2 separate regions of the Homo sapiens genome follow, and region 2 is linked to region 1. A link is a loop called in an ENCODE intact Hi-C map of the cell type or tissue named here. Cell type or tissue: K562. All regions are shown on one strand.

What was found. Peaks named below come from ENCODE experiments on the same cell type or tissue, not always from the same donor. Only the 100,000 strongest peaks of a DNase experiment are listed, where the experiment ranks them.
Region 2: it touches region 1 in a loop (14-fold over the local background); 2 of 110 quality-filtered maps call a loop at or near these places.

Annotation. Positions count from the first base shown.
Region 1 is chr2:60,706,077-60,710,076 of GRCh38, forward strand. No RefSeq gene overlaps it. Among named protein-coding and RNA genes, the nearest start is that of PAPOLG, 48 kb to the right of the region's middle. In K562, a CTCF peak has its summit at 1,784 (motif pointing right); a DNase peak (open chromatin) is centred at 1,795; H3K27me3 peaks cover 631 bases.
Region 2 is chr2:61,909,634-61,913,633 of GRCh38, forward strand. The region is part of intron 1 of COMMD1 (copper metabolism domain containing 1); the gene reads left to right. Among named protein-coding and RNA genes, the nearest start is that of COMMD1, 6.0 kb to the left of the region's middle. In K562, CTCF peaks have their summits at 1,121 (motif pointing left) and 2,065 (motif pointing left); no DNase peak of the experiment used is centred here.

The DNA of each region.
Region 1 (4,000 bases):
TCAGTCTGTCAGACCACTCGGGTGCTGACACACAGCACAGGTAGGTAAGGCGATCCCCTTGGCACAACCACACAGTTTGCTCACACATAGCACAATGGGCCCACTGGCTGTATGCGTGCCATCCACCAACCTTGAAGTCATGCTGAATGTTTTTCTTTTATAAACTTAATAGTGTTGGCTTTGTCTAGCATTCGTCATCCTCATTTTTCACAGTGCTTCTAAATTAAGAAATATTTAGATCAAAAGAAGCTGACTAATCTACATTGAGCTTTAAATTTTTAACTCATTTCTGAAATTCCCTGACAAAGTAAAACAATGTTAAGTTTTTCACATTGCAGAAAAACTCTCATACTTTGGGGCTTGGCTAATTCTAGTAAGTCTCTTTTTGGATGAAGTAGTTCAAGCACAGAAGCTGTCTTCATGAAAAGAGAAAACTCTCTCCAGTTCCTCCTTAGAAAGAGGTCAGTGCCTTGATGATGTTCTCTTCTAGAGAATAATGTACTATGTTTTCCAACAAAGAACCTGCTGTTTCCAATTCAATATTACCTGTCTAAATTCACTACCCAATGCTGGTAGAGAAAGAATGTTTAGTACAAAAGAAATCTATGGTCTTAGAAACCAACAGATAAAATCAGTTAATATGAAATCAAATTCAAGTTTTTAAAAAATATTTATTCCATTTAGAAGCAAAGTATGGGTACAGATAATTTCAATAAAATTAATTTTTAAATAAATACAGGCTGGGCGCGGTGGCTCATGCCTGTAATCCCACCACTTCGGCAAGCCAAGGCAGGCGGATCATTTGAGGCCAGGAGTTCAAGACCAGCCACTGCCAACATGGCGAAACCCCATCACTACTAAAAATACAAAAATAAGCTGGGTGTGGTGGTGTGCACCAGTAGTCCCAGCTACTCGGGAGACTGAGGCAGGAGAATCAATCACTTGAGCCTGGGAGGCAGAGGTTGCAGTGAGCAGAGATAGTGCCACTGCACGCCAACCTGAGCGACAGAGCGAGACTCCATCTCAAATAAATAAATAAATAAATAAATAAATAAATAAACACAATCTGTTAAGATGGGATGAAAGTTATCAAAACTGAATTTCCCATGGCTTTTGAGGTTTCCCATGGTCTTCAAGAACTGGTATGATCTGGCCCTTGGGGTGTCCTCCAGCCACAACCCAGGCCTTATGCCATTTGCTAATTTCGTTTTCCAGGTATGTCAGCCTTCCATCAGCTCCTAGATGAGCTGTTCCTACCACAGGTCCTTTGTATCTATTGTTTTGCCTGCCTGGGATATTCTTCTGCCTCTTCTCATTTAAATGTCACCTCTTTAAAGAAACCTTCCCTGAGTGCCCTATGCAAGTAGGTCAGCCTCCTTAGTCCTTGTCACCACACTCTGCCTATTTCCTGCCATAACATTAATCAGAGTCTTACTTTCTTATTGACCGGTTATTGATCATCTGTTCCCCATACAAGAATGTAAACACCATGAAGACAGGAATCTGATTTGTTTTGCTCTCCTAGACTTTATGTGCCTGGTGCAGAAGTCTACCAGCCAGCGATGTCTTCCTGATACAGCTGCCTCTGATTTAGAAAAAATCATTAATGTGATTCAAACAGTAAAAGCCAAGACACCTCGATGGATTTCATGCAGAATTATCCACATAACAGAATTTAGGATATTCCCTAAAAGCCACAAACCCTAGCTAGTCTTGAGGTTTGAAATTTTGAGTTCAGTTCTGAAATGTTTGTATTATGGTTAATTCTGCACAATGGCCACTAGAGGGGGTCATAGCCAAATACTATACTCTGAAATTTCAGATTTTTCAGAGTTAGAATTTTTTGAAGTTCTGCAGCCCAACCCTACTTTCAGCTTCCCTGACAGATGTCCATCCCACTTCTTTAAAAACAAACAATATATGATGAAGTCACTACCTCGTGGGACAGACTATTCTTCAGCAGGGCAGCACGTTACTTAGAAAGTGCTCTTTCTCCTTGACCTATCTGTAACTGCCCCTCCTTGCCTAAAACCATTAAGAGACCCAACACTAGGCCAGGAGCGGTGGCTCATGCCTGTAGTCCGAGCGCTTTGGGAGGCCGAAATGGGCGGATCACTCGAGGCCAGGAGTTGGAGCCCAGCCTGGCCAACATGGTGAAACCCTGTCTCTACTGAAACTACAAAAAAATTAACCAGGCGTGTTGGCCAGAGCCTGTGGCCACAGCTACTTGGGAGGCTGAGGCACAAGAATCGCTTCAGCCTGGGAGATGGAGATTACAGTGAGCCGAGATCTTGTCACTGCACTCCAGCCTGTGGGACAGAGGGAGACTGTCTCAAAAATAAAAATAAGTCAACACTTAGAAGCAGATCTTAAGATGAGGGGGGAAAGCCAGGCACGGTGGCTCACACCTGTAATCCCAACACTTTGGAAGACTGAGGCAGGCAGATCACTTGAGGCCGGGAGTTCGAGACCAGCTTGGCCAACGTGGCGAAAGCCCGTCTATACTAAAAATAGACAAATTACCCAGGTGCCTGTAATCCCAGCTACACAGGAGGCTGAGGCAGGAAAATCGCTTGAACCTGGGAGGCGGTGGTTGTAGTGAGCCGAGATTATACCACTGCACTCCAGCCTGGGGGATAGAATGAGACTTCATAGCAAAAAAAAAAAAAGAAAAAAAAAAGAAAAAAAAGAAAATAAGAGAAAAAAGAAAAGAAACCAATGCTACTTTGGGTTCTAAGCTGAGCCATGCTGTCTAGAATATCATTTAGAGTCTTGGCCAGTCTATGCCAGCATGCTTCCCACCCTTCCCATCCTCAGCCACTGCTCCAGATGGAAGGTCCCTGTGTTTTCTCTCCATTGACCCACTGGCCCACTGCTCGCACAGTAAACCTACCTCCAACATTGTCAGCACCCCTCCCATAGGAAACTGCTTAGTTTCTTGCCATGACTGAAAGCTGGCTGTCCTGAAGAAGGTCTGGCTCCCCTGCCTTTGTCTCCAGGAAAGGTGGCAGGTTCTCCCAAGGCCCCAATATCCTAAGCAGGATTAGCATTTGCCCAGCTGCCAGCACCGCTCTCAAGGCATCACTTCTGCTGGGAGATTTGTGTCATTCTGGTGCTCCACCACCCCTTGTTTACCTACTGGTCAAGCCAGCACAGAAGACTTTGGGTTCTCATGTCAATCCAGTACCACCCTATTCTGTGCGGATAACTTGTCCATTCCACTCACCCCTTCATTGCGCCCACAACTGGGATCTCACATTGGACCTCACATGGGCCCTAGTAATTGTCTCTCCAGTTTACTCAGTCCCCATTCCCCATACTATCTCCTGCCTCTCACTAAGCTTCCACTGCATTTGCTCCTCACAGCTCAGCCTTCCACTTCTTTTCCTATCCAACCTACACTCCCACTATTATTTTTCTGAGCTCCTCAATATCCTTACCCACTTATCTTTCTTCCCTGTTGCCCAGTCAAAACCCCAACTGTATAAATCCAACCATTGTCCCTTTTTGTTGCTCCTACACTAAACACTGCTAGTGAAGATAACAATAGCAAATATTTATTGATAACTACTTTACAAGATAGCACTATTATTATCAGTAGATAATGAATGAGAAAAACAAGGTCCTGAGGGAATTAGTAAATTGCCCTAGGTTACACAGGGAGTAAGCCACACAATCTGGCTTAATTAAATGTGTTGAAAACATGTAAAGGCATGGTGGCTCATGCCTGTAATTCCAGCACTTTGGGAGGCCAAAATGGGCAGATCACTTGAGGCCAGGAGTTCAAGACCAGCCTGGCCAACATGGCAAAACCCCATCACTACTAAAAATATAAAAATTAGCTAGGCATGGTGGCATGCACCCAGCTACTCGGGAGGCTGAGGCAGGAAAGTCACTTGAACCCGGGAGGTGAAGGTTGCAGTGAGCCGGGGCAACAGAGCAAGACTCCGTCTCAAAAAAAAAAAAAAAAGATATAGATGATGAGAACATATTTAGCAAG
Region 2 (4,000 bases), 1.2 Mb after region 1:
CTTCTATTGCTGCTCTTAAGCAGGATGTACATTTTTCATATAAATGACAACAGAGTTCATACTTTCAGTTATCTATGTAATATCATGGTCTGTGAAGAAAGTGAAAATGAAGGGTGACAAGAGGGTAGAAGCAAAGGAAGGAAGGAGGGGACATGTACTTCCCAGCAGGGGATACAGCGGACACACGTGTTAACAGCCTCCTTATTGCCAACTGCCTGGAAATATATTTCACAGGCCATGTTTTCAGGTTCAGGTGCTCCCTGAGCTGTAGCCCTTCCCTCTGACTTTCATGTTGTGTGCCAAGGTGTTATGTAGTGATTCCTGGCTTTTGTACTGGTTCTGTTTTCTGTTTAGAATGGAGCCCTCCTATCCTACTTGACTGGGACATTGACCCTCTCTAGCTTTGCCTGTTAATCACAAAAGGACAAACCTTTCACCTGCTTGTAGATATGCGAAGCTGGCCATTCACTTGCTCTAGTTTTTATTTTTGGGTAGACCCTAAGGAACAATGAAGTCAATGAATTGGGAATGGTGTGTTTATTTAAGGAGATAACATCCTATAGATAAATACTCTTGTATTTATATATAAAATATATAAAAGGCAGTTGCTAAACACTGCCCCCCCCTTTTTTTTTAAGACGGAGTCTCACTCTCTTGCCCAGGCTGGAGTGCGGTGGCTCGATCTTGGCTCACTGCAACCTCTACCTCCTGGGTTCAAGCAATTCTGCCTCAACCTCCTGAGTAGCTGGGATTACAGACACCCGCCACCACACCCAGCTAATTTTTGTATTTTAGTAGAGATGGGGTTTCACCACGTTGGCCAAGCTGGTCCCGAACTCCTAACTTCAAGCAGTCCACCCTCCTTGGCGTCCCATAGTGTTGGGATTACAGGTGTGAGCCACTGCGTCCGGCCCAACACTGCTATTTTAATCTACTTTTTTTGCTCACATTATAATTCAACTTCTTATAGGTATGAGTTTGCGTGATCTTTATTGCTATTGCTGTTAACCTTGTGGATATGCTCAATTCCAGTAAATCCCAGTTTACTGAAAGAGCATAATCTAACTATGAAGATCAATCACCTTTTGTATACCTTAGTCTGTATTCACTACTGCCCTCTGGTGATGATTTTGTATTTCCTCATTGGAATTTTAAACAAAAAATTTTAGGCCGGGCGCCACGGCTCACGCCTGTCATCCCAGCACTTTGGGAGGCCGGGTCAGGTGGATCACCTGAAGTCCCTGGTTCAAGATCAGCCTGACCAACGTGGAGAAACCCCGTCTCTACTAAAAATACAAAATTAGCCAGACATGGTGGTTCATGCCTGCAATCCCAGCTACTCGAGAGGCTGGGGTGGGAGAATCACTTGAACCCGGGAGGCGGAGGTCGTGGTGAGCCGAGATCGCGCCATTGCACTCCAGCCTGGGCAACAAGAGCGAAACCCCATCTAAAAAAAAAAAAAATTTTTTTTTTTAATGAAAATTCTCCTTTTGTGTTGTCTATTACTAATTCATATACTCTAGTACTCATTTATATCAATCAAATGTTAATTTATCCAGGCTGGGCTCAGTGGCTCACGCCTGTAATCCCAGCACTTTGGGGAGGCCAGGGTGGGCGGATCACCTGAGGTCAGGAGTTTGAGACCAGCCTGGCCAACATGGTGAAACCCCGTCTCTATTAAAAATACAAAAAATTAGCTGGTTGTAGCAGCAGGTGCTTATAATCCCAGCTACTTGTGAGGCTGAGGCAGGAGAATGGCTTGAACCTGGGAGGTGGAGGTTGCAGTGAGCCGGGATGGCACCATTGCACTCCAGCCTGGGCAATGAGCAAAACTCTGTTATTTATTTATTTATTTAGAGACAGGGACTCACTCTGTCACGCAGGCTGGAGCGCAGTGGTGCAGTCATAATTCACTGTAGCCCTGAACTGACCACGAGTGATCCTCCTGCCTCAGTCTCCCAAAGTGCTGAGATTACAGGCATGAGCCATCCTGCCTAGATCCTATTTTAGAAGTCTAGAAATACTTGCAACAGCATATAGTGGCCTTCCTGTTCCACTCCTGCCCTCTACAGTCTGTCCTCTGCATAGGTACCAGTGATCCTTTAAAAAAGTGCGTTATACCTCTTTACTCTCCTGCTCTCAACTATTTCATGTTCCTGGCTTCACATCAAACTTAGAATAAAATTCAGTCCTTCTGCCCTAGGCCACAGGTCCTTACATGATCTTACCCTTACTCACTTCTCTGATCTCATTTTCTCATTTCCAGCACTCTAATCTTGTCCTTATTTAATCATGTGAAGTGTTTTTCCTGTAGATATTCATGTGGCTTGTTCATTTGTTTAATTCATTCTCTACCTGAACGTCATTTCCTATGAGCTCTTCCCTGACTTATATTATAAAGACCCTCATTCTTCCTTCCTCTTACTTTTTACCTGGCTTTACTTTTTCTTCATACTTAGTATTACCTGAAATTATATTATGTATTTATCAGCTTATTTATTTGTTAACTATTCTACTAGAATGTAAGCATTAGGAGGGCAGGACTTTATTATTATTATTGTTTCTTCTTTATTCCTTATACCTAATATTGTGTCTGGCATGTAGTAGGCACTTAGTAAAAGTTTGTAGAATAAGTGAATGAATTGAGAGTGTTTAAATGTGGAGATTGCTATTAAAAAGATTGGCATAGAGAGAAAACATATACCACTTACCATATGAGGAAAGCTAGGAAATGTAGTACTCTAAACCAGGGGTCAGCAAACTATGTCCTTTGGGACTAATCTGGCCTGTTGCCTGTCTTTAGAAATAAAGTTTTATTTTAGGCCAGGTGCGGTGGCTCATGCCTGTAATCCCAGCACTTTGGGAGGCCAAGGCGGGCAGATCACGAGATCAAGAGATGGAGACCATCCTAGCCAACATGGTGAAATTCCATCTCTACTAAAAATACAAAAATTAGCTGGGTGTGGTGGCATGTGCTTGTAGTCCCAGCTACTCAGGAGGCTGAGGCAGGAGAATTGCTTGAACCTGGGAGGTGGAGGTTGCAGTGAGCCGAGATCGTGCCACTGCACTCCAGCCTGGCGACAGAGCAAGACTCCATCTCAAAAAAAAAAAAAAAACAGTTTTATTGTAACATGACTACATGCTCATTTACTTATATCTTGTCTGTAGTAGCTTTAGCCACTCTAATAACAGAATTGAATGGCTGTGATAGAGGTCATGTGACCTTCAAAGCCAAAAATATTTACCATCTGAACGTTTACAGAAAAAGTTTGCTGACCTGCGTGGTGGCACAGGCCTGCAGTAGCAGCTACTCAGGAGGCTGGAGTGAGAAGATTGCTTGAGCCCAAGAACTCAAGGCTGTAGGGCAGCATGGTTTTGCTTGTGCATAGCCACTGCACTCCAGTCTAGGCAACAGAGGGAGACTCCATCTCTAAAAATTTAAAAGAAAAAAGTGGCCAGGTGCAGTGGCTCATGCCTGTAATCCCAGCACTTTGGTAGGCCAAGGTGGGTGGATTGTGAGGCCAGGAGTTCGAGGCCACCCTGGCCAACATAATAAAACCCCATCTCTACTAAAAATACAAAAATTAGCTGGGCATGGTGGTGTGCACCTGTAGTCCCAGCTACTCGGGAAGCTGAGGCAGGAGAATCCCTTGAACCTGGGAGGCGGAGGTTGTGGTGAGCCAAGATCGCACCACTGCACTCCAGCCTGGGCAACAGAGTGAGACTCCATCTCAAAAAAAAAAAAAAAAAAAAGAGAAAAGTGGCCGGGCATGGTGGCTCATGCCTGTAATCCCAGCACTTTGGGAGGCCGAGGCAGATGGATCATGAGGTCAGGAGATCGAGACCATCCTGGCTAAAATGGTGAAAATACAAAAAATTAGCTCTACTAAAAGTTGGCTCTACTAAATTAGCTCTACTAAAAAATTAGCTCTACTAAAAATTGGCTCTACTAAAAATTAGCTCTACTAAAAATTGGCTCTACTAAAAATTGGCTCTACTA